3 separate regions of the Homo sapiens genome follow, and all the other regions are linked to region 3. A link is a contact called in ENCODE Hi-C or POLR2A ChIA-PET data. All regions are on one chromosome and are shown on one strand. Each heading gives the region's core, a stretch centred on a gene start or an enhancer-like site at or near the end of the contact. The rest is flanking DNA. Distances are from core to core; before and after follow the strand shown.

What was found. Hi-C counts contacts between places; a loop is a spot of excess contacts on that map. ChIA-PET counts read pairs that join two places held with the same protein, here RNA polymerase II (POLR2A). Pooled maps may share reads with other maps.
Region 1: a pooled map shows a loop between it and region 3 (1.9-fold over the local background). The contact joins the promoter of GPRC5C here to the promoter of KIF19 in region 3. A Hi-C loop is called at or near these places in 1 of 50 pooled maps.
Region 2: a loop to region 3 is called in a pooled map, with 4 times the contacts of the local background. The contact joins the promoter of RPL38 here to the promoter of KIF19 in region 3. A Hi-C loop is called at or near these places in 7 of 50 pooled maps. POLR2A ChIA-PET finds 5 or more read pairs at or near these places in 5 of 52 experiments (BJ, Caco-2, K562 and 2 more).

Annotation. Positions count from the first base shown.
Region 1 is chr17:74,430,019-74,433,362 of GRCh38, reverse strand. GPRC5C (G protein-coupled receptor class C group 5 member C) reads right to left here and starts at 1,275. Exons shown (of 4, transcript NM_022036.4): 1 at 1,222-1,275. RefSeq lists a silencer at 2,263-2,402.
Region 2 is chr17:74,202,352-74,206,019 of GRCh38, reverse strand. It overlaps RPL38 (ribosomal protein L38), which reads right to left and starts at 2,342. Exons shown (of 5, transcript NM_000999.4): 1 at 2,275-2,342; 2 at 2,062-2,102; 3 at 1,830-1,890. The coding sequence starts at 2,064. RefSeq lists enhancers at 586-1,089, 1,090-1,594, 2,603-3,106.
Region 3 is chr17:74,324,462-74,327,709 of GRCh38, reverse strand. KIF19 (kinesin family member 19) reads right to left here and starts at 1,484. Exons shown (of 20, transcript NM_153209.4): 1 at 1,322-1,484. The coding sequence starts at 1,360. RefSeq lists a silencer at 1,450-1,669.

The DNA of each region.
Region 1 (3,344 bases), core at 26-2,525, 110 kb before region 3:
ATGCCCTGAGCTCTCTGAGACTTGGAAATCTTCAAGGGTCTGCTCTGGAATGTCACTCTGGAATGCGCCCCACCCCCCAATGCACTCCCTCCCCCAGTCCAGTTGAAGGCACAGGGGTGGGGGGCCGGCGGGGAGAGGAAGCTCCAGGAGCACAAAACCCTACTTCCAACAGTCTCCTCTCCCGGGCTTTAGGATCTTGATCGTGGAGTTTGTAAGTGATTGGGTCTTCCAGCGTGTAACACTGCGGGCCTGGGGATGGAGGTGCAAAGGACGCTGGAAAAGCCAGCCGGGAGTGGGGGTTCGGGATCTAGGGGCCAGGCTACCAGAAGGGGAGGCGCTTTGATAGTCTGAATTTCCAAACTTCCCTCAGGGGGATTCTGAACCCTCTCGTCCCTACTTGGGTCGACGGTACTGGGGTCTACACCTGCGCTCCCTGGGTGGCTGGAATGGGGAGCAAGGGAACCAGTCACTCTCTCCCATTTTTAGGGCCACAGAAACCTGCCCTCCACATCCACAGTAGCAGGCGGCAGAGAGGACGCCACCCACGAGAGAGAGTGACCGCGGACTCCCACCGAGAGGCAGGCGGTGGAGGGGCTCCTCTTGGAGACCCCGATTATGGAGTGGTTTCCCCTCCCTCCAGCCCGAGCCGCAGCGCCGGGCTCCCCCACCCCCCCAGTCCCCAGCCGGCTCGGGTTTGAAAACTTTCAGCGACCGAGCGGAGTTGGCGCGGCGTCCCCAGCCCGCAGGATGTCCAGTCCCCCCGCCTCTGCCCTCGCCCACTCCCCGCCGTCCCGACCCGACTCTTCCGGGCGGCGGAGCGGGAAGGCAGCAGCCCTTACCTGGGACTCGCCGCCGGCCCCGCTCCAGCGCAGCGTTTGGGGCCAACTCCAGCCCCAGGCGGGGGGCGGGCGGGGGTGGGAGGGACGCGGCGCGGGGCGCTGGGCCAGGCCCGGTCCTGGCTGGGATGGCGGGGCCCGGGCCGGGACGCAGGGCCTGCCTCTCCCTGGGACCGAGGCTGAGCCAGGCGCGCTGGGTTGCTCGCTCTCGCGCGGGCCTGTCCCCAGGCAGGGCTCCTTGCTTTCGGCGAGGGTGGGCTGGAGCCTGCATCACCGTTACATCACCTCCATTCAGGGCGCTAATCGGGCGCCCGCCGCGCTCCAGGTACGTGCGCTCCGTTTACACAGGAACAAAGCCTGCCCGGCCCTCCCCGCCCCGACTCACCTCCAGGCTGAGCCGACTCGTACTTTCCGGCTGGTGAGGGAGATGGGAGTTTCTGGCCCTGCCGGCGTGTGGGTTGTTGCTGTTGACTGCCACGCCCCCGCATGCGGGCGCGCGCACACTCACGCGCACTCACTTTCTGGGCTCGGCCTTCGCCGGGGCAATTGGTGTGAGGGTGCAGCCCTGCGCACCCCCCACCGCGTCTTCCAGAGAGCGCGCCTACGGACACGCGCGGGGCTACCTTGGCGCGTCTCCGTGGGGGACACCTAGCCTTTGTCACCTTCGTCCTGGCCCTCCCGTGAGACACACTTCAGGCACAGTTCGCTGGGAGCGGGCCGGAGCGAGGCGCACACTCAAGACAGAGTCCGTCTTTGTCACGCCTTCTGCGCCCCCTCCCCTCCCCAGCTTGCACACGTGGACACACCGCACACCGAGGTTCGCCTTTTGCACGCACGGTCCTTCTCTGGGACCTCCACCAGTCACCAAGCGTACGTGGGATCGTCACCAAGCGCTCCTCTCACGCGTGGGCCGAGTCCAGACCACTCTGGACCGTGGGCAAAGGTCCCCCTCGGCCCGACTACCCCGCGCCCGGGTTTCCTGTGACCGTTCCAGGTTCTGCCCAACTCGGAGCGCGCTCTCCCCTCCCGGCGTCCCCGTTCCCTGCTCCGACTTGTCCTAATTAGCCTTCACGGTTTTGTTCCCCGAGGTACAGTGTTTAGCGCGACCCCCTGGGCCTCTGCGCTCCGGGACACGTTGGCTCTGACTCCGAGTCCGTCCTTTCCAGGAGGTCAGGTTCCCACCAGCCCCACCCCCCACTCCCTGTTCCGGGGTGGATCTGTGGGTTGCCACCCTTTCCCCTCCGGCCCCAGGAATCTGCTGAAGCTGGACCGCAGAAATTGGGAAGCGAATCCAGGCTGGTACTTATCCAGCCCGATAAACAAGAGATTTTCCGGCCGCCTTCCCCCGGGGCTGCTGGCCTCGCGGGGGGTGGGGTGCGCAGTCCTGGGGGCCCGCAGCGAGGCCTAGTTAGCCCGCGCCAGAGGCCCGTAGGGGCTGAGGCGCACAGAGGAGGGAGAGGTTGTTGGGCCTGGCCAGGGCCCTGGAGACGCGGAGGGAGGGCAGGGCGCCGAGTCTCGGGGTGCCGGTTCTCATGACGCCGAATTGCCTGGGGGATCGCCAGCGGTGCGCCGGTCGGAGCCAGCTGGTGGCGGGGCGGGCGGCCCGGAGTGTTTGCTCAACCCTGAGCGCCCGCGAGGGGGAGGGGAGGCAGCTGGTCACGGGCTAGGGGGTAGCAAGGTGGAGGAGCGGGGGCTGGGAAAGGGGAGGGTATCTCCCGGGCTGCTTGTTTGCGTGCCTGCCGCGGTCTACGACAACCGGGAGTCTAAACTCTATGAATCACCCGGAGTTGCTGGAGCGATAAACCTCAGGCTGGTTCCTCCCCTCGCACACCGGCTTCTCGGACTCCTGGAGGGAATGTTTGCTTAGCGGCCGGAGCTGGCGGTGAGGCCCTGGTTCTCTAGAACCCTGTATCCCTTCCTGGCCTTGCCCTCACGGGCTGGTCTGGGGTGGCGAAGACTGAATTGTTTCAAGTCTCTTCAATATTAAGAAGAGGGGCGCAGTGCTGCTGCTGATCTGTTGCTCACTCCTGGGCTCCCTTCCGTAGCTCCACCTCCCACCCTAAGATTCAGAGGCCCCCATGCCAGGGAGGCAAACGCTTGTAGGGTCCAAGCAGTTGAGTGCCAACGCTAGAAAGGCAAACGGCGGGTCAGACCTAGGCGAGGGGCATCCGTGACTGTGGGCTGGGACTAGTTCTCGTGAAGCAGGCAACTGGTGCTGAACACAGTGTGCTGGGAGGGGCCGCTCATTAGCATATGTGAAAAGCCAGCTAAGAGCTAGAGGAAGGTGGAATGGAAATAGTCCCCGAGACTGCTTGTGACCTTAAGAAGCCAAAGATGAATTGTGGATCTGGCAGATCTGTTTCAATTTATTTTCAAGCTTTGGGAATCTCTTTTCCCTACCTAGATTCTCCAAAAAGGCAACTCTTTACCACTCCCTCCCGACCCAGGCGGGGGAAAGGCTGGGGCATCTGAGGCCTGGACGGAGCAGCGGAGCCCTGCCCACTGCCA
Region 2 (3,668 bases), core at 1,093-3,592, 120 kb after region 3:
GTGAGACAGTCTCGCTCTGTCACCCAGGCTGGAGTGCAGTGAGACAATCTCAGCTCACTGCAACCTCCGTCTCCTTGGTTCAACTGATTCTCCTGCCTCAGCCTCCTGAGTAGCTGGGACTGCAGGCGTGTGCCACCATGCCTGGCTAATTTTTTTATTTTTAGTAGAAATGGGGTTTTGCCATGTCGCCCAGGTTGGTCTTGAACTCCTGGTTCAAGCGATCTGTCCGCTTTGGCCTCCCAAAGTGCTGGAATTATAGGCATGAGCCACCACGCCCGGACCACCACCCTTTTAAAACACAATCAAACGGTGGTGTCGTGTTTAACTTGCTGAGAAGGGTAAGTTACCTGCAGGTAGAGTTGGGCTTCAAACTAGGCAGTGACCCCATATGGTCTGAAATAAAACTGACCTGATAACCTCATCTCTTTACACAAAACACTAGCCAACAGTCATCATTCCCACCAGATGCTATTTGTCCCCACAGGTGGTCACTACCTCAAAGGTGACAGCCTGTTTTGGGTAATGGGGACACAAATATGACCCCCATCTCTGCCTACCCCCAACTCATTGAAAGACTCTCCCTGTACACCAACCACCGTCTGGCACCACGGCTGGCAGAGCATTAGAGACGGCTGGTGTCTTAGCCCACCTTAACAGGCCTGTCCCATGCAACCTCACTTCCACATGTGACCTGATTCTCAGTCAGCTGAAAAAAGATGACTGGGTTAAAGTAACAACATAACTCAAGACCTAGCTTGTATCAAACACAAGCCCCCCCAATCTCCTTCAAGTATCACAAAGGAGTAACACAACTACCTCTCACACTTGGTGTAAAAATTTAAGTAAGTGGGCAGCAGAGATTGGCACCTATCCATCGAAAACCTGCTGTTTAAGGTTTTTCATTAATCACCTTCTTTCCCCTGTATGTACAAGCTGGGAAACAGACCTATGACAGTCCAACTTAAACTCTGTGACTTTACAATGGTGGTAATGCGATATACATTCAGTAGAAGCCCTGCTTCAAATTTTGATCTTGGCGGGGCACAGTGGCTCACACCTGTAATCCCAGCACTCTGGGAGGCGGAGGCAGGTGGATCATCTGAGGTTAGGAGTTCGAGACCAGCCTGGCCAACATGGTGAAACTCTGTCTCTACCAAAAACACAAAAATCAGCTAGGCATGGTGGCGCGCCCAGCTACTTTGAGGCAGGGGGATCGCTTGAACCTGGGAGGCGGTAATTGCAGTGAGCCAAGATCGCACCACTGCAATCCAGCCTGGGCGACAGAGCCAGACTGTCTCAAAGAAAAAAAAAAATTTTTTTAAATATTTTTCTGGATTAGATAGGTATGATACCTTCTGACACTGGCCAGCGACCACAGGATCACGAGGTAAACGACCATACTACACAGTGTGCCGTGCTCGATACATTACATGCAAATATCCAGCACTTTATTACAAAATGGATTTTGTGTTAAGATTTTGCACAACTGCAGAGAACCTAAACAGTGTTTATGGGACGTGTGTTTTGAGGCTTTCGCGGAGTGGAGATTCCGTTCCGACAATTTACTATATTATACGAAAGAAAACTGAACTCAGGGCGGCCTCTGAGATGATCGCGATTAGCTAAAGATGGTCCTAGAAATTCCAGGGCCTCAACGTGCCCCCCACAGGTCTTTCTCATGGGAAACAGGATGAAACCACTGCTCCCAGAGGGCCAGGCACACACCCAGACGGCCTAACCGTCTCCTGCCTGACATTCCGGGGAAGACGCTCCCGGAGCGGTGCCAGGCTAGGCACCGCTCTTCTTGAACCTTCGGAGCAACCACTTACATTTGGCATCCTTTCGTCGGGCTGTGAGCAGGAAGTCCTTGATTTCCTCAATTTTCCGAGGCTGCAACACAAAGGAAGCGGGTGAACAGAGAGGAAAGAGACACGTCTCCCGGCGATGGCCCAGTCCACCAGCTTCTCCCGGCCTCAGGAGATCCTTGGGAGGCTCTCTCGCCCTCGCCCCGGGGCCCCACGAGCCCACCCCGGGAAGGCGCCAGGCAGGGACTGTACTCACCATGGCGACGAGGCGCGCTGGGCTCTGGCGCGGACCAGGACCTGCGGGAAACAGTCCTCGGCGTTAACACGGCGCGGGGGCTGGCAGCGAACCCCGTTTTCCCGCTCTCCCCCGAAATATCGGCCCCATCGCACTCCCCTTCTCCTCCCCGACACCCTCCACGCGGACCTGGGGTCCCCAGATTTCACCTGGCAGTGGATTGCCCCAGATTACCTTTCTCACCCACGTATCACCCTAGAGACACTCACAGCAAGCAGCAACCGGGGAAAAGGACGAAAAAGAACGAGACTTCCGTTTCCGGGCAGTTAAACCCTCCCAACGGAGGAAACTGGGTACGGTGCCTGCCGAGGATCAAGACTCATGTAGGCGTTCGCACTTCCAATTTCAGCAGCCCTGCCCCCTTGTGGTCGAAGTCAACAGTGCAGCTCCAAGAATGGAATGGACCATCCTGGCTGCCGCCCTCCCTCCGCCTCCCTCCTCTCGCTCCTCCCCATCCCTTCCTCCTAGGACCCCCGCCTCTTCCCCGTCCACCCCTTCCTGTCTTCCCCCGCAACCCCTCAGACCCCAGCCTGGCTTTGCTAGGTTTTAGCTCAGATTCAGTTTGAAGAGCTAACGCTTATTCTCCACGGCTTTCATTGGACCTGCGCAGGGGCATCCACACAGAAAATTCTTCATTCAATGGCAGGGACCCTCGTGTGCACCTTGTAGAACCTGTTGTTCTGGCGCCTCACGTTTTCTTCCCGTCTCCTTTTTGGCACCTGAACCTGTCATGACCAGGGCCCTGGGCTCTTCTTTCCATAAGAGGGAGCGTTCCTGCTTGCTGCTTCCAATTCCCTTAGGAATTGGTGTACAATGAAAGCAAGTTAAGGCCGGGCGCGGTGGCTCACGCTTATAACCCCAGCACTGGGGGAGGCCGAGGCAGGCGGATCGCTTGAGGCCAGGAGTTCGAGAGCAGCCTGGGCAACCTAGTAAGACCTCCCCCCCCCCATCTCTAGCAATAATGATAATAATAATAATACTTCCAAAAGCTGTCGCAGCGCTGCCCCTGGCTAAGTGTCTCACCCCTAGGGCTGATGGTGAGTGGGAGTGCTCCTGCTCTTGCGGGGTCTCACCGCGGCCCCAGAGGGGAGAGGTGGACTCAGGAGTTGAACCCCTGCTGGGCAGATTCCCCAGCCCAGGCTCCGGCCACTTCCTGGGGAGGCTTGGGAAGCCTGGGGAGGGCAGCGTTCCTTTCTCCCCCTAACATCCTTTAGGTTAGACTCTGAGCAACCTGCGGTTATCGATTTTATTTTTATCCTCCATTTTTATTTTATCTCCAACCTCCCTACAAATGTCTACATTTTATTATATTTGTTTCCCCAAAATTTAATAACCACACGGCAGAATGTAATTGCTTCGTGCTTATTATTACAGAGCGGCCCTCCTGAAGGGAAAGAACACTTTGCCATGAGCTTTACTTAGAACTTATTTAACTTAACCTTCCTTTCTTCCTCCCTCCTGCCCTTCCATTAACAAGCTCAGGCTGAGCACCTTCCTGGGGGTGCTGGAGATACAGGAACCAATAGACCTTGCTGCAGAGAGATCACAAAAATATTGTAATAACACTG
Region 3 (3,248 bases), core at 235-2,734:
CCTGAGGTCAGGAGTTCGAGACCAGCCTGGCCAACACGGCGAAACACCGTCTCTACTAAAAATACAAAAATTAGCTGGGCGTGGTGGTGCATGCCTGTTATCCCAGCTACTCGGGAGGCTGAAGCAGGAGAATCGCTTGAACTTGAGGGGCAGTGAGCTGAGATCGCACCACTTCACTCCAGCCTGGGTGAGAAAGTGAAACTCCGTCTCAAAAAAGAAAAACAAAACAAAACAAAACAAAAGGCACTTTCAGAGGGAACTACACTACCTGACGGGTCACCTTTAGTGGCATCTTCAGCCAAATTCCACTGGCGGGAGGGGAGGACCCTTCATCCCTGCTCCCCGGGGCACACAATACATGCCAAGGCCAGTGATTTTCAAAGAGACACATTCTAAAAAGCCAGAGAGGATGTCCTAGAGCCCAGGGCTTGCTTGGGGGCTGGAGCTGAGGCTCCTTTCAGAGAAGCAAGCCCACCCTTGAGAGGTAGGGGACTCTGGGAGCAACATTATCCTCCAGTTACCTTACTGCCCACCTTCTGGTGATGAGGGCCCTTCCCCAGACCTCAAAAATTAGGGGATGAGGAAGGGGCTTGCTGAGAGAGACACCCACCCACCCACAGCCTAGTGGTGGCCTCGAGGTCACTGAGTCATCTCCCTTGTTGCTCTGGCCCAGGCACCACTGATGATCAGGAATTCCACCTTCCCCTCCACAGCCCCCACTCTCACCTCCCCATCTGTCCCAGGCCCCAGGGCTCTGTGGGGCCATGGTAGCTGCATCTAGCACTTCTCTGAACTACTTCGAATCCGGACTTGGGCAGCATCCGTGTTGCAGCCCAAGAACCAGGCACTCCGGGCCCCATCCTGACACCAGGGGCCCTTGTCTTCCTACTGGTGACCCCCACATCCCTTTAAACTCCTGACCTCACCAGGGCTGGAGCAGCCTCTGATTAACTGGGAAACCGCCACCCTCCTTCTGGGGGCAGTTAGGTCAAGCCCTCCCTGCCCCTGGCGTTTCTGGATGAGAGAGCCGAGATTCATCTGCGCACGCTTTGGGGGCGGGATCTCCCAATGGGAGGGTGGAAAGGTGGGGGTGGGGTTGAAGTTGGGGTAATTTTCAGGCTCAGGAAAGTCTAAAAAGGCCATGGTCCCTTCTTGACACCCATCCTGCAGGACTTGGGGAAAGTTGCTCTGAAGAGTCCCGGCCCTGGTCGTTGCCTGTCCTCTCAGTGGGGTGGCGGCGAGGGGACAGGACTCTGTCGCTGGAGGCCGACTGAAGTAGACCACGGAGCGGGGTGGGGAGGAGGGTCTAAAAGGGTCTCACCATGAGTTGCTGGTCCTTGGAGTCCCCGCTGTCCTTCATGATTGCAGCAGGTGGAGGGGCTCAGGCCGCGCCACCGGGCATGGCTCAGCCGCACCCCCACCGCCTCCGGGTCGCGTCCGCCAGCTGCTAGCTGCCCGCCGCCTCGCGCGCTGCCTGACAACCCGAAACCAACAACGCGCCAGCGGCTAAGGACGCCGACCCGAGGCGGGGCAGGGGGAGGGCCCGGACGGCGCCGCCCCGCCCCCGGCGCCCGCCCCTCCCCGCGCTGAGGGTGAGAGTTGGCCGCCTCCGCCGAGGAGGCCCCCGAGCCTGAACCGCTGCGCGACGATGTGTGCCCGGCTGTGCGGCCCTGCGGCCCTCGGTGCGTCCGTGCGTCCGCCTGGCGCCTCCGTGTCAGTTCGCTAACTCCTGCGCGCCCACCCGCGCCCCTCTGCTCGCGGCGCGACCCCGTGCCACTGCCCTTTAGGGAGCGCCCCAGCAGCCACGCTGCCCCTTGAAGCACACGCATCTGCCGCTGTCTCTGGGGTCTCCAGGGCGGCGGCTGGCAGCCTCGGGTTTCCGTGGGCGCCGCGTGCATCGCAGCAGGTGCCTGTGCTGTGAGTGTCTGCACCCACTGCCCACTGGCATGGGTGGCAAAAAGTTGTCCCTTTGCTCAGGCCGCCCAGCACCTCTGTTACCTGGGGTGTGCTACAGAAGAGCCTGACTCAGTGCGACCCACTAGCAAACAAGTCTCTACCCCTGAACCCAGAATCTAGGTCACGATGGCTGGGTCCGTGTGCCCTGCTGGCTCCCCGCCTGCTGCTGGAAGAGCCACAATACTGTGCAAGAAAGTCTAGGTCTGACGCTACCGCCTCCATTCTTGGCGACAATAACAACGGTTGCACTCCCAGGGAACACAGGGGAAAGGTTCCTGTCCTCAGGAGGCCCTGGGAAAACTTGGATTCTGGTCCCAGTTCCGCCTCCAACTCGGCCAGCCACCTGGAGCTGGTTTTTCCTGCCTCCCTGGGGCCTCAGTTTCCTGGGGGATGTTGGAGCCTCTCCCAATTCTGATGTCCATCCTCTGTGTCCTCTGCCCCCACCGAAGCTGAGCCCGGCAGCCCCAAGACTGGGAGAGGAAGCCACGATGGGTTTCACTTTCCAGGGAAGGGGCTGGGAAAGGAAGCACTCATGTCCCCAGGGCTGCCTCAGACTGCCTGGGGTCCCTCAGAGGCAGAGTGTGATGCCAGCCTGTGCCCTGGGACTGGCTTCCCCGGCTGCCCCTGAGGAGCCTGTGTTGGGAATCGTTATTAATAAACAGCAGCAAGAAGCAGCCGTCAGCCTTGGGTTTAATAAATAGATAAACCAAGTAAAACTTGGTGGAAACCAAACTCTCCTGCCCGGGATCCCAGGTTTTGTCCTGTTCCTTGGCCTAGGCTGTAGGCTGGACAGTTTGCAAATGGGCATACTGTGACAAGAATCGGGTCGGGTTTTTTGTTTTTGTTTCTGTTTTTTTATGACAGAGTTTCACTCTGTCACCCAGGCCGGAGTGCAGAAGCACAATGGCACGATCATGGATGGCTCACTGCAGCCTCAATCCCTCAGGCTCAAGTGATCCTCCTGCCTCAGCCTCACAAGTAGTTGAGACTACAGGTGCGCACCACCACGCCTGGCTAACATTTTGTATTTTGTAGAGACAGGGATCTCACTGTGCTGTCCAGGCTGGTTTTGAACTCCTGGACTCAAGCAATCCTCCCACCTCAGCCTCTCGAAAGAGAATCGGGTAAGTTTTAGGGGTGTGTTGTGCTTGCATTTTAGGCTCCTGAAAAGAACCTATTTGGATCAATCAAACAGGCCCCTGGTCAACTGGGCTGTCACTATTTTTCTTTTTCTTTTCTGTTCCTCCACATGCATCAGTCCCACCCAGAATGCCCCATAGTTATTTTTGTTT